Regions from separate parts of the Homo sapiens genome. Here region 2 is linked to region 1. A link is an interaction called in ENCODE POLR2A ChIA-PET data of the cell type or tissue named here. Cell type or tissue: PC-3. All regions are shown on one strand. Links, peaks and the distances in the headings refer to the core of each region. The heading gives the core; the rest is flanking DNA.

What was found. ChIA-PET counts read pairs that join two places held together with the same protein. Peaks named below come from ENCODE experiments on the same cell type or tissue, not always from the same donor. Only the 100,000 strongest peaks of a DNase experiment are listed, where the experiment ranks them.
Region 2: POLR2A ChIA-PET joins it to region 1 with 23 read pairs; 2 of 35 experiments call an interaction of 5 or more read pairs at or near these places.

The regions. Positions count from the first base shown.
Region 1 is chr12:50,442,271-50,454,562 of GRCh38, reverse strand. It overlaps LARP4 (La ribonucleoprotein 4), which reads right to left. Exons shown (of 16, transcript NM_052879.5): 9 at 891-1,103; 10 at 146-249. Among named protein-coding and RNA genes, the nearest start is that of SNORD133, 8.2 kb to the left of the region's middle. In PC-3, for the core only: no CTCF peak of the experiment used is centred there; no DNase peak of the experiment used is centred there.
Region 2 is chr12:52,042,983-52,055,274 of GRCh38, reverse strand. NR4A1 (nuclear receptor subfamily 4 group A member 1) reads right to left here and starts at 3,833. Exons shown (of 7, transcript NM_173157.3): 1 at 3,707-3,833; 2 at 71-948. The coding sequence starts at 946. It overlaps LOC107984510 (a long non-coding RNA gene), which reads left to right and starts at 4,121. Exons shown (of 2, transcript XR_001749148.3): 1 at 4,121-5,241; 2 at 6,066-6,670. RefSeq lists enhancers at 2,169-2,288, 3,140-3,697 and a silencer at 3,789-4,198. In PC-3, for the core only: CTCF peaks have their summits at 4,213 and 4,422; DNase peaks (open chromatin) are centred at 2,584, 3,974 and 4,314; H3K4me3 peaks cover 3,346 bases; H3K27ac peaks cover 2,250 bases.

The DNA.
Region 1 (12,292 bases), core at 2,015-10,014:
CTGTTCATATACACTTAGTAAAAACAAAACAAACAAAAAATCCACCAAACCTTATTACTGAGCCTGACAACAAACATTGCTATTAATGCCTTAAGATCCATTAGGAATTGTTTAAAATACATTACAGCTATGGTTTTTATCTTACCGATTTTTTTGGAATGGTCGACCCATATTCATAGCAGCAGCATTTGTTTTATAAGATCCTGGCGAATTAAAGCCATTCACAAAACTACCATTGGGAAAGGGAGCCTAGAAAAAAATGTATGTTTAAACAATATTAATGGCAAAGGTAAAATCTGGTGTGAGGGTCACAAGAACCTTAATGAGCTTATGAATTTATCTTTTACAAGCCAAAAATATCTTAAAATATTTTACTGATTCATTTCTGCAATATTCACTTCAAGTACCACTGGATTTATGAACAATTCATAACTTAGTAAAGAATGTCTGGTCTGACATTTCGCAACACTAAAATGCATTTAAAATCACGCAAAAGTTATCCAGTCTCTTCTTTCAATTCACTCAGCAAATTTTATGGAATAAAATTATGCGCTCTAATAGCTCACCTCTTAGTCATATGCATTTATTTGGTATGGAGAATTAGATATCCATATCACTGTTTAAAAGCCAAAAAGTGGCCGGGCATAGTGGCTTGTAATCCTAGCATTTTGGGAGGCTGAGGCGGGTGGACTGCCTGAGCACAGGAGTTCGAGACCAGCCTGGGCAACATGGCAAAATTCCATCTCTACGAAAAATACAAAAAATAAAATAAAATAAAGGCCAAAAAGTCATCAATGTCAACATAAATGAGCTCCCACTCCAACTGATTTCTTCAAATTTCAGCTCAAATTAAAAATATTATTATATTTTATTGTAAGGATCTCACTTACCAGTGGTGTTTCAAAGTAAGGTGTAGGATTTGGAGACCAAGACTGAGGCACAATACTATAGACCGAGTACTGTTGGTGAGGATTATATACAGGCTGCATAAAGACTGGGGAGGCATACTGTGCTTGAGTTTGAATGGGGTGACTATAGATACTAGAATCCATTAATCGATAACCATTCTTAGCAAAAAATGTATTGATGGCTTTTATCCTTGCCTAGAAGAGGAACACATTATAGCAACAAAGAATTAAGTGTATATTTTAAAAAATACATTTAATTTACATTTTAACATATATTTTACATGACTATACTATTTCTGCCTACAGTAGAATCAGTAGAGCAAAAGAAAAGAAAATGACAGCTTTAATTAATTAATAAATAATAAAAACGTTTTCATGGTATAAAAACCATAGTAAACAAGGTAAAACCCCCCCCGCCACACACAAACACACGTCAAAATAACCAGGTGTGCTGGCTCACACCTGTAACCTGAGCACTTTCAGAGGTCAAGGGGGTAGGATCGCATGAGCCCAGGAGTTCGAGGCCACCCTGGGTACCACAGTGAGACCCATCCCTTACAAGGAAAAAAAAAAAAAAAAAGCTGGGCATGGTGGCATGCAACCTGTAGTCCTAGCTGCTTGGGAGGCAGAGTGGGGAGGACTGCTTGAGCCAAGGAGCTGGAGGCTGCTGTGAGCTATGATCGCACTACCACACTCCAGCCTGGGCAACAGAGCGAGACCCTGTCTCTAAACAACAACAACAAGCAGAGTAAAAACCTCCCAAAAAACTAAGTCAAAACAGTAAATTGTAGCTCATCACAGGCAAGGGTACTAGTATCTCTAATACACGAATTGTAAAAACAGACATGAAAAGGCCCAACAATGCTATGAACAGCGTTCACAGAACAAAAAAAGGCAAACGGCTCTTAAACATATGAAACAGATGCTAAACTCACTCATAAAAGAAATGCAGGCATATGTAAAAATGCTCAAAATCACTAATCATCAAAGAAATGTAAGTTGAAATCACAAGATAGCATCTCACATCTATTAAAATGGGTGCAGCAAAAAAAACAACAGGAAGTGTTAGAGAAGATATGGAGAAAAGGGAACTTTTGTACACTGTTGCTGGGAAGGTAAATTAGTATAGCCAGTATGGAAACTAGTATGGAGATTCCTCAAAAGTTAAAAATAGGCCAGGCTCAGTGGCTCATGCCTGTAATCCCAGCACTTTGAGAGGTTGAGGCGGGCAAAGCACTTGAGGTCATGAATTCCAGACCAGCCTGGCCAAAATGGTGAAACCCCGTCTCTACCAAAAACACAAAAATCAGCTGGGCATGGTGGCACACGCCTGTAATCCCAGCTACTTGGAAGGCTGAGATTGCAGTGAGCTGAAATTGTGCCACCGCACTCCAGCCTGGGCAAGAGCAAGACTCTGGGTCAAAAAAAAGTTAAAAATAGAAGTACCGTATGATCCAACAACCCTATGTATATCCAAAGGAAATGAAATTAGTATGCTGAAGGGTATCTGCACTACTGTCTGTGTTGCAGCATTACTTATAGTGGCTAACATATGGAAACAACCCGGTGTCCACAGCAAATGAATCGATGGAGAAAACGTGGTGTACACACACACTGGAATACCATTCAGTTGTTTATTTATTTATTTTTTTGAGACAGAGTCTTGCTCTGTCGCCCAGGCTGGAGTGCAGTGGTGCAATCTTGGCTCACTGCAACCTCCGCCACCTGGTTCAAATGATTTTCCTGCCTCAGCCTCCTGAGTAGCTGGGATTAGAGGCACCCACCAACACGCCCGGCTGATTTTTGTATTTTTTTTAAGACACAGAGTCTCACTCTGTGGCCCAGACTGAAGTGCAATGACACGATCTCAGCTCACCACAACCTCCACCTCCTAGGTTCTAGCAATTATCCTGCCTCAGCCTCCAGAGTAGCTGGGATTACAGGCACATACAGCCATACCCAGCAAATTTTTTTGTATTGTTAGTAGAGACGGGGTTTCACCCTGTTGCCCAGGCTGGTCTGGAACTCCTGAGCTCAGGCAATCCACCCGCCTCAGCCTCCCAAAGTGCTAGGATTACAGGCATGAGCCACCGCGCCTGGCCTTGATTTTCATATTTTTACTAGAGATGGGGTTTCACCATGTTGGCCAGGCTGGTCTTGAACTCCTGACCTCAGGTGATCCGCCTGCCTTGGCCTCCCAAAGTGCTGAGATTACAGGCATGAGCCACCATGCCCAGACCCATTCAGTCTTAAAGAAGGAAATCCTGTCATTTGTGACAACCTGAATGAACCTAGAAGACATTATGCTAAGTGAAATAGGGCAGGCACATAAAGACAAACACTGCATGATCTCACTTGTATTTGAAATCTAACAAGGTGGAACTCATAGAGACAGTATAATGGTGGTTACCATAAGCTAGGGATAGGGGGAGGCAGGGACTGGGGAAATGTTTCATAGGGTATAAAGTTTGTGTTAGAAGAAATAAGTTCTGGAGAGCAGGGTGATGATAGTTAATAATAATGTATTATGTAATTCAAAATTGCTGACTTTAAATGTTTGCAATACCAAAAAGGCATGTATACAATTTGATTTGCCAACTAGAATAACTTAATAAAGCTGTGGGGAAAAAATATACCCACGTGACTATTCACTAACACTAATTGTAAAAGGTGAGGAAACCTATGGGCCCCAGAAGCAACCCAACAGTCCATCACCAGTTGAACACAACGTGTACATCCAAACAACTGAGTATCATAAACGTAAAAAAGAACTGAAAAAATGCTCTAAACACCATTATGAAGTGACTTCCAGAATACACTATTAAGTCAAAAAAAAATTAACAGGAGACAAGGCAGCCAGGCACAATGGCTCATGCCTGTAATCCTAGCACTTTGGGAGGCCAAGACAGGTGGATCACCTGAGGTCAGGAGTCAAGACCAACCTGGCCAACATAGTGAAATCCCATCTCTACTAAAAAAATACAAAAAATTAGCCAGGCATGGTGGTGCACACCTGTAATCCCAGCTACTCGGGAGGTTGAAGCAGGAGAATTGCTTGAACCCAGGAGGCGGATTTTTTTCCGAGATTTTCATATGGGAAAAAGGAGAAACAGACATGAGGCAGAAGAAAGGAAAACCATACAGCCTGAATTTAAATTGTAAGCATCAGTACAAACCTACATTTTTGTCTTAAAACATAAAAACTAAACAGCTCTGTCTAAAAAAGCTTAGAAACAATGACAAAACCAGTAGACACAAATACTACTTGTGTCTAGGCAGTGGTCCACAAAATACCATTTCCCCATAAAGTAGCCTAAGGATTTAAAAGAACTGGTTGACTCCAGTCCTTTGGCATGAAATGTGTAAGAGCCTGGAACATCTTGACAAACTGCACAGCAAGGTAACCAGTAAAGATTGCTACGGCTGGCCAGGCAGGGTGGCTCACGCCTGTAATCCCAGCACTTTGGGAGGCTGAGGCGGGCGGATCACGAGGTCAGATCAAGACCATCCTGGCCAACATGGTGAAACCATGTCTCTACTAAAAACACAAAAAATTAGCTGGGCGTGGTGGTGCACACCTGTAGTCCCAGCTACTTGGGAGGCTGAGGCAGGGGAATCGCTTGAACCCAGGAGGCGGAGGTTGCAGTGAGCTGAGATCGTGCCACTGCACTCCAGTCTGGCAACAGAGCAAAACTCCATCTCAAAAAAAAAAAAAAAAAAAAAAAAAAAAATTGCTATGGCTGTATAACAAAAGGTCTCAGGAGTCAATTCAAAGAGGCCAATATCAACACGAACAGTAAACACCCCAAATATGTTTAAATATTCAAAACCGAAAACAGATAAAAATTGGCTAAAAAATCAACACTTTTAAAAACTGGTAATAAAAGCCAGAGTCAAGCATGTAACATGGATTTCACATAGAACCTGTAACTCAGGGTAATGAAGATGAGTAAGAGTTTCTAATAAATGAAAAATAGATAGAGAAATACCACAATTTTAGCAATCTCTAATGAATTAACAGACCAATGAGCATAGCAGCTAGCTTTTGTATCCTCTCTATTGCCCCAAAAATCAAACCCTTGCTACCAAGGTAGCAAGGCATCATGCCTCTTGCTACCAAAATGCATGAAATATGGGAGACAGATCAGTATCTAGCTACTTTCCATGATAGCCATGTCTTTAAAAAACAGAAAAAGAAAAAAAGATCTAGCGACCAATTTGCATGAAAAACAGGAGAGAAAGGACAGAGAATCATGTTAAACTGCACTCAAGAATAAAGGCAGCAAAATCTATATTCCAAGAAACACTGCAAGACAGATAATGATTATCTTACCCATAAACTTCCAAAAGAAAAAAATACAAAGTTATAGGAAAAAACTACAGATTTTTATTTTTTATTTTACTTTCTTTTTGGACACAGTCTTGCTCTGCCGCCAATGTTGGGGGTGCAGTGGTGTGATCTCGGCTCACTGCAACCTCCTCCTCCAAGGATCAAATGATTCTCGGGCCTCAGCCTCCCGAGTAGCTGGGACTACAGGCATAAGCCACAAAGCCTGGCTAAATATTTTTGTATTTTTAGTAGAGACAGGGTTTCACCATGTTGGCCATGCTGGTCTGGAACTCCTGGCCTCATGTGATCTGCCTGCCAAAGTGCTGGAATTACAGGAACGAGCCACAGTGTCCAGACCAGATTTTTAAAGAGGAAAAAACGAGAAAGAAGGGGAATCAGGAAAATATGAAAAGTGACTAGGTACTTGATAATGTTCAAGACATTGTTCATTTTTAAAAGTCTAATGATGATATTGTCGTCATGTATTAAGAAAGAATCTCGGCTGGGTGCAGTGGCTCACGCCTGCAATCCCAGAACTTTGTGAGGCCAAGGCAGGCAGATCAACTGAGGTCAGGAGTTTGAGACCAGCCTGGCCAACATGGTGAAACCCTGTCTCTACTAAAAATACAAAAATTAGCCAGGCGTGGTGGTGGGTGCCTGTAATCCCAGCTACTCAGGAGGCTGAAGCAGGAAAATTGCTTGAACCCAGTGGGGCAGAGGTTGCAGTGAGCCAAGACCACACTTCACTCCAGCCTGGGCATAAGAGCAAGACGCAGTCTCAAAAAAAGGGAAAGAATCCCTCTTGATAGAGATACAAATCTTAATTTATTTATGGATGAAATCTGAAATTAAGGTTGAAATTTGCTTCAAGATGACTGGGGTTGTGGAGAGAAATGAGTGGGAATATAGAGGAAACAATGGCCATTTTCTACTAACTGTTAAAATTGGGTAACATTTATAGAGTTTCAGTCTTATAAAAAGAGTTCTGGAGATAGATGGCAGTGATGGCTGCAAATCATTGTGAATGTATTTAATAGCACTAAACTGTACACTTAAGAACAGTTAAGATGGGGGGAAAAAGATAAAACAAACAAAAATAAGAACAATTAAGATGGTATATTGTATGTCCATTTTGCCAAAATTTTAAAACTGGGGGCTGGGGCCAGACCTGGTGGCTCACTCCTGTAATCCCAGCACTTTGGAAGGCCGAGGCGCGTGGATCACAAGGTCAGGAATTCAAGACCAACCTGTCCAAGATGGTGAAACCCCATCTCTACTAAAAATACAAAAATTAGCTGGGCGTGGTGGCAGGTGCCTGTAATCCCAGCTACTCGGGAGGCTGAGGCAGAGAACTCCTTGAACCTGGGAGGCAGAGGTTGCCATGTGCTGAGATTGCGTCACTGCAGTCCAGCCTGGGCAACACGGCAAGACTCCGTCTCAAAAAAAATAGAAAAAAATGGGGGGGGAGTGGTGCGGAGCTGGGCCCAGTGCCTGACACCTGTAATCACAACACTTTGGGAGACCAACGTGGGAAGATCACTTGAGTCAGGAGTTTGAGACCAGCCTGGGAAGACAGCAAGACCCTGTCTCCACAAAAACAAACAAACAAACAAAATAATTAGCTACTCTGAAGGCAGAAGGATCCCTTGAGCCCAGGAGTTCAAGGTGGCAGTGTGCTATGATCACGCACACTGTACTCCAGCCTGCGCAACAAAGTGAGACCCTGTCTCTTTAAAAAATAAAATAAAATAAATAAAACTGGGGGAAAAAATTGGATAATGGGTAAACAGTAACTAATTATACCATTTTATCAATTTATATGCTTCAAATTCCTATATTACTTTTAAAAAGGAAAAAAATGCTCTAACACTTGGTAAATTTATAAAGCAGACCATTTTATGCACTGCTTGTGGCTGCTTTTGCCCTGCAAGTTGCTGCAACAGGAATTACATGGCCATCAACATCTATAATATTTACTGTTTGGCTCTTCAAAGAAAATGTTTGCTGACCCTTTTAATAAAACCACAGGCTGAGTATGCCTTACCCAAAATGCTTGGTACCAGCTTTTTTTGTATTTAGGAATATTTGCATTGTATTTTCCAGTTGAGTATCCCAAATCCGAAAATCCAAAAGGCTCTAATGAGCATTTCCACTGAGCAGCATGTTAGTACTCAAAAACTTTTCGATTTTGGAGCAATTCAAATTTAGGATTTGGGATGCTCAAGCTACATAATATGAAGATATAAGAAGGTTAGATTAGAAACCAAAGGCACACCAAGTTGCTGGGAATATCAAATGAAATAACACATGTGAAAGCATAAAATTACCACTGCAATGAATGTATGAAAGATACATTTTATGATCCTTACAGCCATAGGCCAGGAACCCTCCTCCACTCCTAAAATTGCAATCAGTCAAACAATAAGAAATCAATTATGGCCAACCTTGACAAACTGATTTTAACAAGACCTAAAAAATAACTATGGCTATTGCTTTTACCTAAGTAATGTCATACATTATAGTACACTTTAATGTTAAAATGTCCCCTAAGGAACTAAAATCAAGTAAACAGCATTATTTTAAAAATACAGTCCACTAGGCCGGGTGTGGTGGCTCACGCCTCCAATCCCAGTACTTTGGGGGGCTGAGGCGGGCGGATCACAAGGTCAGGAATTCGAGACCAGCCTGGCCAACATAGTGAAACCCTGTCTCTACTAAAACTACAAAAATTAGCCAAGCATGGTGGCATGCGTCTGTAGTACCAGCTACTCGGGAGGCTGAGGCAGGAGAATCGCTTGAAACCCAGGAGGCAGAGGTTTTGGTGAGCCAAGATCATGCCACTGCACTCCAGCCTGGATAACAGAGCGAGACTCCGTCTATAAAAAAAAAAAAAAATATATATATATATATATATAGAGAGAGAGAGAGAGAGAGAGAGAGAGAGAGAGAGAGAGAGAGAGAGAGAGAGAGAGAGAGAGAGAGGGAGAGAGAGAGACCACTAGTCAAGAAAACAGCAATTGGTCAGGCGCGGTGGCTCACACCTGTAATCCCAGCACTTTGGGAGGCTGAGGTGGGCAGATCATGAGGTCAGGAAATCGAGACCATCCTGGCTAACATGATGAAACCCCGTCTCTACTAAAAAATACAAAAATAAATCAGCCAAGCGTGATGGCAGGCGCCTGTAGTCCCAGCTACTCAGGAGACTGAGGCAGGAGAATGGCGTGAACCCAGCAGGCGGAGCTTGCAGTGAGCCGAGTTTGTGCCACTGCACTCCAGCCTGGGCGACAGAGCGAGACTCCGTCTCAAAAAAAAAAAAAAAAAGAAAAAAGAAAAAAAGAAAACGGCAATGAAAGAAATATTTCAGGGCATGGAACTGCAGGTGAAAAAGAATCAAAAAAAGGGAGGGAAAATAAGGACTCCAAGATGACCCAGATGTCAGACTGCAGACAAAGTTTTAATACAGCTCTTACAAGTACATATATTCATGGATAACATTTATGTTTCTAATAAATTGAAATTAAGGGGAAATCACAGCAGAGAGAGAAGAAATATTTTGAAAAATGGAAACTCTAGAATACAGCATCTAAAATATTCACTGGACAGTCCTATCACATTGGGGACAGCAAAAGAAAAGTTCAGTGAACTTGAAGATGAACCCAAATCCACAGAAATGATCCAATCTGGAGAACAACAACAACAACAAAAATAGGTTGAAGAAAAATGAACAGAATCTCAGTGACATCAATCAGTCCAACATATGAAATTGGAGTACCAAAAAAAGAAAGGAGAAGAGAGGGCAGAAAAAATTTTTGGCAAGTATTTGGAAATTCCCCAAATGCAGTAAAGAATATCAACATACAGAGCCAAGAAGTTTAGTATTTCCCAAGTATAATAAGTAAAAGCATACTAGACACACCATAGCCAACCTACTGGAAACCAAAAATAAAACATCTTGACAGCAGGCAAAGAAAAAGGACACATCATATACAGGGGAAGAACCATGTGAATGATGGTGAACATCTCATCAGAAACAAGAGTCCAGAATGGTATCTTAAAAGAATGGAAAATAATTTTAGCTGTCATCCCTGCATTCTGTATCCATGGAAAATACTCATCACAAATGCTGGGCGCAGTGGCTCACGTCTATAGTCCCAACACTTTGGGAGGCCTTAGTGGGGGGATCGCTTGCCCTCAGGAGTTAAGAGACCAACCTGGATGACACAGCAAAACTCCGTCTCTACCACAAAAAAAGTAGAAAAATTAGCTGAGCATGGTGGCATGCACCTGTAGTTGCAGCTAACTCGGGCCGGGGGTGGGTGCGAGGCAAGAGGAGGCTGCAATGAATTGAGATTGTACCACTGCACTCCAGCCTGGGTGATAAAGCAAGACACTGTCTCAAAAAAGAGTGTGAAATACCAGACATTTTTAGTTAAGGAAAAACTAAGAGAATTCGTTGCTGGTTGGTACTGTAACAAACACCAATGGAAGTTCCTTAGGCTGAAAGGAACTGATACCAGTTATTTTCAGGCATAGAAATCACAATTGAAACAGAATGAAGCACTGCCTCTTAATGAAATCATCAATAAATTAGGAAATGAGTGGATAAACATTATCCACTTAATGTCCCTTTCCTCCAACGTCATCACTTCTAAATCACAGAACTTTAGAAATGAAGAGCATGGACACTACAAAGAAACAAACCAGAACCTTACAGGTTGGCCTGACATACTCAAGATACAACAGCTGGTGGCAGAAAGCACCACCAGGATTGGAGTATAGCATTCCTTGCTTCTGCACCTGTCTTTCCAGGTGTTAGGTCATTTGATTTTAATAAATGGTATAAAAGTTAATGTGAATTTTCTTGCAACTTATGTTGCTATGTGATGGCTCATCAAAAGAAGCATAAAGAAAAACTAAAATGGCAGAGAAAAACATTACTTATAATAAAATATTTGTGTTTTTACTACTATATCTGAGACCCCCAGCAAAAGCAATAGAAATAAGAAATGGGAGGTATAAGGAATAATCAAAATAGTGATTATCTGTAGACATTAAAACATTAAAAAAAATCAGTAAGACACCAAGAAGAAAAAGCAACCAAAATTATTTTAAAGTAGTAAAAATGAATTGAATTAACAATGAAATACATAATAGTTACCATAATAATGAATAATGTAGGCTAAAACAACCAGCTGTCCCCAATTTAACCAATAAATTGAACAGAATTCCATTAATTCCATTATAGATTTTGTTTGGCTGTTTGTTGGAACTAGACAAATATTCTAAAATTGTTTGAAAATGTAATGATCTAAGAAGAGCCAACACAATCCTGAAAAATAGGGTCAAGGACAAAGAACTAGCAGAAATAAATAAGGATATTATAAAATGATGATAATTAAAACAGTGATATCTGGCCAGGCAAGGTGGCTCACACCTGTAATCCCAGCACTTTGGGAGGCCGAGGTGGGTGGATCACCTGAGGTCAGGAGTTCGAGAGCAGCTTGGCAAACATGGCAAAACCCCGTCTCTACTAAAAATACAAAAATTAGCTGGGCGTGGTTGTTAGGCACCTGTAACCCCAGCTACGCCGGAGGCTGAGGCAGGAGAATCGCTTGAACCCAGGAGGTGGAGGTTGCATTGAGCTGAGATTGTGCCACTGCACTCCAGCCTGGGTGGTAAGAGTGAAACGCCATTTCAAAAATAAATAAATTAAGAAAATAAAATTAAATTAAATTAAACAGTGATATCCAGGAATGCAATCATGGTGTGGTGGCTCACATCTGTAATCTCAGCACTTTGGGAGGCTGAGATGGAAGGACTGTTTGAGTTCAAGAGTTTGAGACCAGCCTAGGCAACATAGACCCCAACTCTACCAAAAATTTAAAAATTAGCCAGGCATGATGGTGTGCACCTGTGGTCCCAGCTACTTGGGAGGCTGAGGTGGGAAGATCACTTGAGCCTGAGAGGTCGAGGCAGCAGTGAGCCGTGATCATGCCCCTGCACTCGAGCCTAGGTGACAGAGAGAAAGAAACCCCAGTCTCAAAAACAAAACAAAACAAAACAAAACAGCCATATTGGTTCAGGGAAGCAGAACTCAAAGAAAACAGAGAATCTGAAACAAATCTCATAGCTGCAGAAGTTGCAGAAGAATAGAAATGACAAAAAATTAAGTGTTGAAATAAATGTCTTTCCATATATGGGGAAAAATAGAACTAGATTCCTATCTTATACTATATATAAAATTAATTCCAGATATACCAAAGACCCACTTCTGAAATACTTTAAAACTTTAAAGCTATTAAGAAGACTCAGGAGAATATCTTTATAAAAGCCTCAAAGCAGGGAAAGATAAAAGGGAGAAGAACATCATAGACAGAGGAAGTAGAATGACAGCTAGAAAACAGCCTCATCTGTAATATGGAAACTAATAATCCCACCTACTTCACAGCAATTATGAGATTTAAATATGGTAAGTTCTTAGAACCTCTTAATAAATGTAAGTCACTGTTATCCTAGTTCTTCCACTTACTAGTTATGTGAAACTAGGTAGGTTACCCTCGTGTCTTATTATCCTCACTAGGAAACTGAAGAAAACAAAAGCACTATCTCATTAGGTTCCTGTAAGGATTAAATGAGTCAATACATGTAAAGTGCTTAAAACAGAAAGTGACACACAGAGTTCAACACAGAGGGATTAGTAAGAATAATGTATTACATTTACAAATAAGAATAACTATAGCACACAGGGAATGAGGATCAAGTCGAACTAAGTGTATGTTACTGGATTATGGTTTAGAACACTAGCTCTGGTAGCAATGTGAAGAACAGATTGTTAAGGGGGGGAAAAACTGGTAACACAGCAGTTAAGAGGCTACTCCAAGTGTTCAAGCCTAAACAATGGGAGATTTTTGGAAAGCATTTTCACAGGACCTGAGAACAGATTAGACATGTAAAGACAGGGATCAAATGTGTCATCAGTGACAATGCCTAGGTTTCCAAATGGTTGTATTGATGGTACGTAGTGATGCAGTTAATTGAGATGAGGTTGAAAGTA
Region 2 (12,292 bases), core at 775-8,774, 1.6 Mb before region 1:
AGGTCCCAATGGGATGAGGCCAGCCTCTCTCCATTTCCAACAAAAGGCCCCACCTGGGGCTGCGCGGTACCTTGAAGAAGCCCTTGCAGCCCTCACATGTGCGGACACCATAATGCTGGCATGAAGCGTTGTCCCCACACACAGCACAGCGGCCTTCACTTCCACCTGGGGCCCCGCTCCGGGCCTTGGTTGAGGTCACGGGTGTATCCAGTATCCCCGAGCCCTCAAGGTGTGGAGAAGTGGGTGCCAAACCTGGGAAGGCCGTAGGCATGGAATAGCTCTCTCCCTCCCCCAGCTGGTGGGTGGCCTGTGAGGGGAACAACTTCAGGGGGCTCTGGGCCAGGCTGGGGCTGGGGCCGGTGGGAGGACTGAAGGAAAAGAAGGCTGGAGGCTGTGGGGGCCCAGAGGCTTTGGGCAGCTGCTCTGTCCATGCCCGCAGGCCTTCGTAAGTCTGGCTGGGCGAGAAGTGGCCGAAGGAGCCATCCCAGGGAGAGAGCTGGGGCGGCTGGAAGCTGGGCGTGGAGGGCGACGGGGCCGAGCAGGGGCTGCCATAGTAGTCAGAGCCACTGGAGGACAGGGCCTCATCCACTGGGCCGCTCAGGGGGCCGGGGTAGCAGCCGTACACCTGGAAGTCCTCGAACTTGAAGGAGGCAGAGGCAGGGGAGGTGGCTGAGGACGAGGATGTGGAGGAGGCCGAGGAGGAGGCTGAGGAGCATGGCTGGACTGTTCCTGGCAGCTGGTAGAGGAAGGTGTCAAACTCTCCTGTGTAGCCGTCCATGAAGGTGCTGAAGCTGGGCAGGGCAGTGGGGGCAGCGGGGGCTGCCTCGGGGCTGGCCAGGTCCATGGTGGGCTTGATGAACTCAGGGGTCAGGGGGTCGCTTGCCAGGTGGTCACGGGGTCCCGGACTCGGTGCTGGTGTCCCATATTGGGCTTGGATACAGGGCATCTCTGGAGAGAGAGGAGACCCCAGGGAGGGAAAGGAGAGTCAGTGGGACAAGCCTATAGCCTTGTCTCAAAGTATTTGGGCCCCAGAGCAGCAAGGTGGCAGGAATCCCAGCCTAAAGATGAGACAGAGGCACCGGGACCAGAGCACCCAGGAATCCTGACCCCTGGCCTGAGTACCATCTCGACCTAGGTGCCACAAAGCCCCTGGGCAGCGGCCCAGCATGAGTGGGCTCCATCAGAAGGCCAGCCACACCCTAGTCAGCCTGGGAACCCTAGGGGAGGCATACAGCCAGCATTTCTCTGCTAGAACAGGGGGAAGCTGTGTTCCTCCAGCCCCCTGCCCCTCCCCCATGGGGAAGGCATGGTGGGGGCCGGGAGAAGGGTGAGTGGGAGAGGCAGCCCAGCAAAGCCTCAGCCCAGCTCCCAGGAGCAGCTCCCTGGTTGTTTCGCCAACCAGGCACTTCCTGGGAATACTCCCAGGCCTCTGCAAAGCCCCTTTTCTCCTCCCCTCGCAGTGCCTAGGAAGAAGGACATCGTGAAAATGGAAGAGGAGCTGGAAGTGAAAGCCCACCTGCCTAAGAAGGCAGCCTAATGCAGAGGCCCTAGCCTGTCCCCCATTTCCACCCCAACCCTGCACACTGAGCAAAGGCAGCAGATCCCAAACCCACCCCAATCCTGCCATCTGGGGCTGGGAAGCCACTCTGCACTGCTCGAGATGCTCCCAGAAGCAAAGAGGAAGGGAACCTAGGCCTCCTCATCGGTAACCTGGCTCCAGACCTTTAAAGGCCATTTGCTGGGGACAGGGCAAGGGGGGAGGAAGGAGACCACAGCCCCCTGGACTCTCAGGAGAATGGACAACAGTACCTAAAAAGAATGTTCTGCTGCCCCCAGTTATCTTAATAAGAGAACTCTGAGAGTCCAGCAGAAGACTTAAGGAGAAGCCTGCTGGTGGGTGGGTGGAAGACATTCTGCCCCTGCCTGGGTCCCTCCACTAAAGCAGGGTCTGTGCCCTGAAGAATCCAGAGGCTCAGGCAAAGGGGGTTACACAGCCCCAGTCCCGAGGAGCCTGAAGAGAGCCTGAACAGAGATAGCATCATTCAGGCAGATCCTTACATTCACAGAATGGTCAAAAAATAATGCAGAGGAGGCTCCAGGACAGTCTCCCTCCCAACCTACACACCTGGGGTCTGCGTAACTCTGGCCTCACCAGTCAATGAGGGAAGCTGGAGAAGAAATCAAGCAGGAACAGAGTACCATAATCAAGGGGTGCAGTGATGGGGGCAAAGGCTGTCACCACCTCCTGGCCAAGAGCCCAGGAAGTCCTCTCTGGTCCTAGCCTTCCTTCTAACTCCACAGGCCCTGAACAGGGCACCTCCACCCCTAGCCTGACAACCAAGACAACAGAGACCCTTGTAGCTCAGGCCCCACACACCCAGTGGCACCAGTCCACAGGCATGCAGCACCCTGCGAGAGGTGAGGGTGGCCACATCTGCCTGCACTAGGACAGCCTGGCCAGGGATGGGCTGGGGGTGAAGGAGGAAAGACAGCAGTTGGGCAGAACTGGGCGCTTGTTCCTGCCTTATTCAAATCCTGTTTCTCCACCTGGACGTCCCACATCCGGATCAACCCCCATCAGTCCCTCCCCCTTCATGCAGGTTCTTAACAACACAAGATATGGACCTACATCTAGCCTCACAGGAGGGGGGAGCAGTCCCACAGGAGGAGGAAGAGGCGGGGTTGAAGGAGGCAGTGGGGAGAATCCGGCTTCAGGCAGGTCTTGGCAACAATGTGGCTTGCACCTGTTCTGCTGAACAAGCCTCAGGCTGCACCCTACCTGTAAGATCCAACAGAGACTACTGGGGGAGGGGGCATAGGGATGATCAGCATCTGGAGCTGGAATGGTTGGGAGGTATCCTCTAGGCAGCACCGCCCCAAGACTCCAACACTGGCAACTTCTATCCAGGATCCCCAAGGACAAGGGTTTCCACCTCTGTCTCTCTTTCTCTCTCTCTCTCTCTCTCTCTCACACACACACACACACACACACACACACACACACACGTGATCCAAGCCCCAGCGAAATCAATTCTCCCTGTGCTTACAGAGACCCTGCCCCGACCCCAAGAAGCCTCCTTTATTCAATACACAGCAAGCAGCCCTCCACAGGTCAGCCACCAAGCCAGTCACTTCCTTCAATGATCCGGAGGCTTCCTAACGCACCTCAGACAGAAAGTTCAGGGTGGGGAACCCCTGCCAACTCAGCCACAGCCTCTAAAGTGTTAAGAAAACAACCGGGACACTGGGAGGGAGCTGACAGGCTGGGAGGAAGGAGGGCCTTTTGGAAATCCAATCCCAGTTAGAATCGTACGGATCCCAGCAGCGCCAAAGCTCTGTGTACCTGTTCCCCCACGGTGCTGTGACCCCCATCCACACCCACCCAAGTTCAGAGCACCGTGCGCCCAGTTGGGCACCCTAGGAGACTGAACTAAGGCCAGCCGCCTGCTGGACAAGTCCCTACTCCCGGCGCCAACCCCAACCCCCTACAGCTTCCACTTTGCAGGTAGTCAACCTCCCCTACCTCCTACCCCGCACCCAGTAGTTTCCAGTCTGACCTGGGTTCTCATCCCGTTGTGCTACAGCTGCACACTACACCTACCCTCTTGCATGCCGGCCCTACAACATCCTCTCTGCCCGCGCGTACACCCATCTCCTTCATGCACCGCTCCTAAAAACAGATGCACGTTCCCCGAAGGGAACCTACCCGGCCGGCTCCCGCTGCCCCTGCCCGGACTGGCGCCCCGAGTCTCAGCCTGGTCCCTGGTCCCGCGTGCGCTCCCGAAGTTCTTCTGTGCACTCCCCCAAGTTTCGTAGCCTCCGCCACTGGGACTCCCCGGCCGAGCCCGACCCTCCTCTTAAGCGCTCCGTGACGCACGGGGAGGGGCGGGGGCGCCACTGACGCAGGCCGCCCGTCGAGCTTTGGCCATACAAGGGCGCGGGGGGCGGTGCGGTTCCGGCGGGAGGCGGCCAGGGGGAGGTGCGGCCCGGGGAGCCCGAGGGGGCGGGGCGAGGAGGGGGGGCCTGGAATGTCTGCGCGCGTGACGCACGCGGGGTTCCATTGACGCAGGGAGCGCGGATTGTTTGATCTATAAATAGGCTCCTCGCGCCCGCCGCGCCCGCTAAAAATAGCAGCTCCCAGGCCCACTAGGCTCCCCGCACCGGACTCGGGTCCCAGCTGGGGGCCCCCAGGTCCAGAATAACCAGCGGGAGGGCCAGAGCCCGAGAAGGGGCGCTGTAGAGACGCGGCCGCGGGGCTTCCCCGGATGAGGATCTCCTCACTCTCCAGTTGCTCCCGGGAGCCAACCGCGCCCGGTCCCTCCGGCTCCCTCCGAGCCTAGCCCCGCCTTTACACCTTCCCAAGCCCTTCCTGGAGCCCTAGGGTGTCGCTGCTGCCGCTGCTGGGCGGTCAGGACAGGCCGCGGGCTGAGGCGGGCAATTCGGACACACCCTGGGGAGCCTGCGCCCTCACCTCAGCCCTAGGCGCAGCTAGTGCACAGGACGCGGCTTCCCCAGCAGGGTCTCAGGCTGAGAGGCTGCCCCTGAGACGTCAGTTAGAGCCCTCGCTTAGTCCCTCCAGGCAGTCTCCCTACACAGGACCTTCCCGAGGGCAGGCGTTGGCCAGGCCCAAGCTCGGCCAACAGCTCTGGCTCCGCTCCACAAGCTGAACTTGGTTTCGCACCGTCCCCTCCCCAGCCCCTTACAGGGGGAGTGCACCCTAGTTGGGAAATTACCGAATTTCAGAACCGGGTGGAGCCTGAGAAATCTTTTCAAACTTGTGCCAACTCTTCCTCATTTTATAAACAAACAGGCTCAGAGAAATAATGGCACTTGCTGAAGGTCACACAGCCAGGTGGTGGCACACTGGGTTGGAACCCAGGGCCACAGACTGCATCTCTAGGGATCTCTCCACGCCTCTTATCAATACCCCTCCCCCTGTCCACATCAGGGAGCACCGGCCCTCCCAGCCTACCTCCAGCACCTGTGGGGAGGCAGCTCTGACCAGTTATCACCTGCCCGGTGGAGTGAGGAACAGCCCGCCAGGGCCCTGCTGGGCACAGACCAGGCTTCAGCCACCTGGAGCCTTCCCTGGTTTGGCCGTCACCCTTCCACCCTGATCTCTCCTGAGCCTGGGGAGCCCTCACGGAAAAGTAAGAGAAGAGGGAAGGGCAAAAAAACAAAAACAAGGAAAAGAGAGCCCTGCCACCCCACTGCGACCCCCATCCATTCCCCTTCTCCCATGTAAGTCAATATCCATGAGTTTCTGCTTCCATTGAGCCTGCACCCACCCACCCAGTTCTCAACTCATCTGGTCACCCCATAGGACTTTCTCTGCCCCGGAGGCTCTGCCGGCCCGATTTCCACCCTCAACCCCCATCACAGTTTTCCCACACCCTTGTCTCCAGCCCCCGCTTCTGCCCACTCAAAGGTCCCACAAGCACCTCAAATTTCATCTGTTCCAGACAGAACTTGTCATTTCTGCACCCCCTGCCTGCCACCTAATCTCTGCTCCTGGCTCCTGATGCCCCATTTGCAACTTTTCACTGTTTCCTGAAATTCTTTTTTGGAACATCTCTTGGGTCCTTTCCTCTCCCCGTTTTTGTTTTGTTTTGTTGTCTTTGAGACAAGGTCTTGTTCTGTTGCCCAGCCTAGAATGCAGTGGCATGATTATGGCTTACTGCAGCCTGGACCTCCCAGGCTCAAGCCTCTTGCCTTGGCTTCCCAAAGTGCTGGGATTATAGGCATGAGCCACTGCACTCAGCCTCTCCCGCTTTCCTACTGCCAGCCACAGCCCATGCCTCACTGGTCCCACAGACCAACTGCCTGCGCCCAGTGACCACTCCTCCTTTCCCACACCCATGAAGACCATCCATTAGCCTGCCTGTCTCCTCTTTCTAAAGCCTCACTGTCCACCACAGATGGAGCAGTCTTCATACACAGTTGACCCTTGAACAACACGTTTGAACTGTGTAGGTCCACTCATATGGGGATTTGGGGATTTTTTTTCAATCCAACATGGATCCAAAAACCCACATATACAGAGGGCCGACTTTTAGTATCTACAGGTTCCACAGGGCCAACAGTGGGACTTGAGTATTCGCAGTACAAGTTGGGGTCCTGGAGCCAACCCCCTTCATAAACCAAGGGGTGACTGTAATGCTGATGGCATTCAGTCATCTGGTCAGAACCTGCCAGAACCCTCCATCCCAGCATACAGTCTCAACGTGAATGCATCTGCAGAGAGCTCTGGGTTGCTCCAAACCATCTTCCTTCAAGGCCACTGGTTGAATGTGAAGTGTGGGCAGGATGATGCCAATTGGACCCATCCAGGATCCCTACCTCATTTCAGGCAAAGTTTTGCTTTTCTTTCTCTTAGGCTTTTCCGTAAGATTTTGCTTAGATTTTGTGGAATCCTTTTGTGGAAAATGACTCCACAGCTTAAAAAAAAAAAAGGTTTAAAACCACATATAGAATTCAAGTCCTCCCATTTTGCAGATTAGGAGTCAAGGGTTCCAAGAGGAGCTACACTTTGCTCAGGAGCACACAGCAAGTCTTGCTGGGTGGAACTGATCCCAGCTGTGTCACAGGCTGACTTCCTCACCTAGCACCCACTTTGCCCCAGGATGTCTCCCTCCACCCCAGCAGGGCCTTCCCTAGAAAATAAAACTAACTTTTTTTTTTAAGACGGAGTCTCGCTCTGTCACCCAGGCTGGAGTGCAGTGGCACTATCTCGGCTCACTGCAAGCTCCGCCTCCCGGGTTCACGCCATTCTCCTGCCTCAGCCTCCCGAGTCACTGGGACTACAGGTGCCTGCCACCACGCCAGCTAATTTTTTTGTATTTTTAGCAGAGACGGGGTTTCACTGTGTTAGCCAGGATGGTCTTGATCTCCTGACCTTGTGATCTGCCCGCCTTGGCCTCCCAAAGTGCTGGGATTACAGGCATGAGCCACTGTACCCGGCCAAAATAAAACCAATTTTAATAGGTAGCAAAAGATGATCAGCCAAGCCATTGTTCTTCCTGCCAACCAGCAAGAACAAGTGCGTTATCTGTGGCTTGACCAGTCTGTGCTCAATCTCAGCCTTGCTAGCTCTTTTTTTGTTTTTTGTTTTTGTTTTGTTTTGTTTTTGAGATGGTGCTGTCGCCCAGGCTAGAGTGAAGTGGTGCGATCTCGGCTCACTGCAAGCTCCGCCTCCCAGGTTCATGCCATTCTCCTGCCTCAGCCTCCTGAGTAGCTGGGACGACAGGTGCCTGCCACCACACCCAGCTAATTTTTTGTATTTTTAGTAGAGACGGGGTTTCACCGTGTTAACCAGGATAGTCTCGATCTCCTGACCTCGTGATCCACCCGCCTTGGCCTCCCAAAGTGCTGGGATTACAGGCGTGAGCCACCGCCCTCGGCCCAGCCTTGCTAGCTCTTTGAGAGTTGAACCAGCCTCAAGCTCAGGCACCCTCCTCTCCTCCTCACAACTTGGCATTTGTAAAAAGTGGCACAGACCATCCTGTGGGGTAGGCCCACCCATAAGCCCAAGGAAAACTGAGTGTGGTGAGGAGCTGTCCAGGTCCCTGGTCTGAATCTCAGCATCTAGCCTCCAGATCTGGGCCTGCAGCCCAGGCCCCACCTCCCCAAGCTGCTGCAGGTTATGGAGGCTGCAGTCCTGCTGCCCCAAAGCCTGGAGGAGGATAAGGAACTACAGCTGCCACCTGGTCATGCTTGCAGGGGTGGGAGATGGTGGGGGTGCTCAACACACCACATTCTGAAAATAAGTAAATAAGGAGAAAAAGGCAAAGTCCCTCTGTGGAAACACAGCTGGGGCCACCAATGCAGGTTCCCGTGTGGAGCACCTAGCCTAAGATAAAGGCGAGAGAGGTGAAAGGGGCTTGGGGATCCCAGGCCTTGTGGGCCCTCAAGGGAGAATGGCCTGGGCCTCTGAGAGAGTGGGGTCCAGCTAGTGGAACTTTGGAGAAAGGCACAATTGACGTGGACTTTGGGAGGCCTAAAACAAATGCTGGTCCCAGACTGGCCACAGACTCCCAGCACACACCCCTCCAAGTCTAACCTTCAAGAACAAGGTCAGAGTGAACAGCTAATTGTCGGGGAGATGGGGTAGGAGGGAACAGGTAATAATGAGAGAGGTATCCAAAACTAGAGACAGGGACCTGGAGGTAAGGCAAGGCCATGACAACATGGAAGGGCGGGGAGAGATGTCACGATGGAGACGAGACAGCCCCACCTAGTCAGGCCCCCACACCACGGCCCAGCCTATCCATCTGCCCTCATCACCGCAGTTCCCCACCGACCCCATATAAGGACCTTGAGCTAAACCTTCCCACCACCCACTTTGCACATACTGTTTCACCCACTGTGCATACTGTTTCCCTTCCTCCTAGTAGCCTCCTGAGTAGCTGGGACTACAAGCGCCCGCCACCACGCCCGGCTAATTTTTTGTATTTTTAGTAGAGATGGGGTTTCACTGTGTTAGCCAGGATGGTCTCGATCTCCTGACCTCGTGATCCGCCTGCCTCGGACTCCCAAAGTGCTGGGATTACAGGCGTGAGTCACCGTGCCCGGCCCAAATTTTATTTTAAAATAGCCACGCCTGAATGAGAGGAACGTATTTCTTCATATGGATCCAGATGCAGATGTAATTTATTGAGAACAAATTCTTTCAAGTGTGTTCTTCTGAAAGCACAGTGGCTGTTTCTCATTATGTATTTGTTCTATCAACAGATAGAGCACAAGTATGATTAGCAGGGAATGCAATATCTCATAGTAGAAAGGGGTCCTCCTGCTGACAACACAGTTTATTTTCTGAGCAGTTCACCAGGCCCTTACCCCTCCTAGTCAAATCTTATGGGGCCCAGGGATTTATCATGTACTCAGACCCATCCCTCACCGACCAGTATGTGAACAACATGAGGACAAGGGCACTGTCTCCTAGTCCGTGGTGGGAAGATCCTTTGTGCATCCTCAGTAGTAAGTAGCCCAGGGCAGGCCCCAAGTGAGCAGCCAATGTCCACCACCATTCCCCAGCCCAGAGGGTAGGGGTGGAGATGGGTAAACAGGGGATGAAGGAAGTGGAATTACACAGCCCTTTTCCCACGCTGCCCCTCCACCTTGGGCTGGGCCCCACCCCTACTGAGTAGAGGTCAGGAACTTGCCCTACTTTCACTGAGACTGTCCCCACCCATGGGCCTCCACACCCTTCCCCTGGGGTGGGCAGAAGGAGTGAGCTTTGCCTTCTCCAGCTCAGAAGTGGCCCTGGGAGCTTCCCCTCCTCGGCCCCAGGGCCTATTGCCAGCCCTGACCCGGCCACTTCCTCTTCCTGCTTTGGCAGTAGGCAGGGGGATTTGCACTGTGGGCAGGGAAGCACTGCCTACTGCCCTGGGGGCTTCCCGTGGGCAGCTCTGGGAACCAGGGGTGAAAGGTCAGGCCCAGGCTCTGCTCTCCTGGCCCTTGCCCAAGCCCTACCATGAGCACATGTATCACTACCTCCCCAAAACCAGCCTCCCAGGGACCCAGGCAGGTCAGCTAGTGGCCGCACTCCTCCCCTCAGCTCTCAGCAGGGGCGAAATATGGAAGAGCTATCAGAGGCATCTTTGTCCAGGAGCTAGCAAGCCTGATGTGTGACCTGAGGCCAGTCCCTTGTCCTCTCCAAGACTGCTTCCTCATCTGCCTAATGCAGACATCACCAGGCCCAGTGCTGGTAGAATTCAGTTCACAATGGAAAGGAGAGGCTCCACATCCAAATGTAGCACTGCCTGGGGCCTGGGCTCCCCCACTGTCATGGGAAACCTGTAATGGCAAGTGAGGGTGGAAGTCGGGAGGCAGGCAGTACCTCCAGGGCACAGGGAAGTGCTACAGGGGGATGGGTTCCAGGACCCCGACATATACCAAAATCCATGCATACTCAAGTCCCACACTCGGCCCTGTGGAACTCATGTCTGCAACGGGACAACCACAGCAGCCTGCAGCAGAATCCTGGGGCTGGCAGGGAGGGTGGCAGGGGCAGGAGATAGCAGGGTCCTCAGCTGGACGGGGGAGCCGGCAGCCCTCCTGCTCCAGGAACTACAGACAAACAGTAACCCCATCTCTACTTCTCCCACTCCTGGGCTGAGTGAGAGGAAAAGAGAGTGTGCCCAGAGATGTGGCTCTACCCAGCACTGGGAGAATTCTAGACTGTGTATGCAGCGAGTGGTCAATTAATACTCTGGAGAGAGCTAGTTAATTAAGGAGGTCAGGCTATGGCCACAGAGGCTATCTTCAGTCCAGTGATTTCTCTACCCCTCCCTCCCTCCCTCTCAGGCCAGAAGAAATTAACATACAGCATAAAAGAATAAGATCAGACTTCAGGAAGAACCACCAGACGGGGCTGGAAAACACAGACAAGATCACGGAGTTCCTTTGGGAAAGGTTGCCCCACGCCTTGAACCTCCCTCAGTTTCCCTCTCAGTCTCTTCAGCTCCTGGCCAGCTCTCTTCTCCTCTCGCCTTGGAGGGTCTCCCACCACCTTGCAGAACATCAGCACCCACCAAATTCCCTTGCCTCTGCCCAAGGTCTCCACCCAGCCTACGTGGGCAAAATTTCAAATTCCAAAATAAAAACTCTCTGATAACGAGTCCCAGCCGGAAAGACTGATGCACTTTCCTATTGTTAAAGTATTTTTAGTCACAGGCTCTGGATTCGTTTAGAGACTCACGTTCAGAAAGGGGAAAATTTTTTTTTGAGAACTGGGAAGGAGAGCACAGGAGCCTCCCACGTAAGGAGCTGCTGCCTGTTCCATGCCGGGCCAGAGTCCCTGGCCCAGGTCCCGGAGCGTGTTTGTGGCAAGCTGGTTGGCGGACTTGCCAGACCTCTCTCCAGCTCTGCTTCTCAGGCACCCAAAGCAGCTGGGAGGCCGGGCAAGGGCCCGGCAAGCGGGGCAGGCCAGGGACTGAGGGCTCAGCAGAACGCCAAGCCCCTGGCCCAGCCACTCAGTCCCAACTAGTGGGGGCTCAGGGGCCCCACTCAGAAGCCAATCCTGAGATACCCCAATGGACACCAAACTCGCCGCAGTGACCAGTGCCTCATCCAGGCGGGGTGGAGAGGAGAGGAGGACGGACACCCTGTGGGGAAGCTCTGAGAAAGGAGCTAGACTGCATTAGCTGTCTCTGTACACCTCTCCTAGTTCTCAGTCACAGCGTTCACAAGTCCAACTACCGTCATCCAGCTGTGGTCAAGCTGCACACTCATGCCTCCAGTTGTCGGCCACCCTTGCTTCCTCCCCGCAGCCCAAGGCCAAAGGGTTTGGCATGACAGTCACAATGGGAAAAAATCCAAACAGCCCAGCTCCCATTCCTCAATGTCCCTGTCCCAAGACTCACCAGCTTCCTCCTCACGATCTGCTTTGACCCTGGAAAAAGGTCCCAGACAACCGCACGAAGGGAGAATCCCAAGATTGGTTGGGGGCTCTTCCTGGTGGTCTCAGGGAGCCCTGTGGGGAGAGACGTGCTGCCCAGCCAGCCTATCCTCACAGCCGAGGCTGGGCAGCAGCTGAGCGAGCTCTGGATGTGGTGCTGCCTCCAAGCCGGCGTGTCCTCCTCTGTTTATATAGCAGAAACCAGAGCCGGCCTCTGGGGATGGGGGGAGCCACTTTGGGCCCTCTTGACTGGACCTGACTTTGGCCCAGGTCAGCAAGAGCCCAAAATAGTCAGCTGACGGGAGCCCCAGCATGAGCGTGACCCTGGGCCCGTGCCCAGGCCTGGCAGACAGGTGCCCACGTCACAAGACCAGCAGCTCTAGCACTCATGGGGCCCCGGTTGGCAGCCCCTCAGGGTGGCCTTGGCAGTATATCTGGCATGGGAGTTCCACCCAATCACCACCATCACCCAGACAACGAGGTAAACACAAGGAATTCTGCCCACCAGGGCTGCTGTGTACCCAGAGGGAGGGCTGAGTGCTCAGGAAGCTGGGTCTGGACTGGGGGCGGATGTAGGGGCCGAGTTGAGGGAGGGACACCTGGCCACTGCTGTCATCCTCACTCACGTGCTTCCCAAGTCCAGATCTCCAGCTGACCAGAGAACACCTGCCTCTCCCCCTTACAGTAATTCCTCTCCCTGTCTTCAGCCCGAGGTTGGTGGTACAGCACCTGCTGCCATCAGGAGGCCAGGCACACACCCAGCCCTGCCCCCAGAACAGGAGGCCCTGCTTCCCAGGGCTTCCCCCTTCCCTCCAGGCTGGGACCAGACACCCCATCCTCCCCACCCCAGCCACCTCTCTGGGGCTCTCTGCACCCTGAACGCTGACCCCCCAT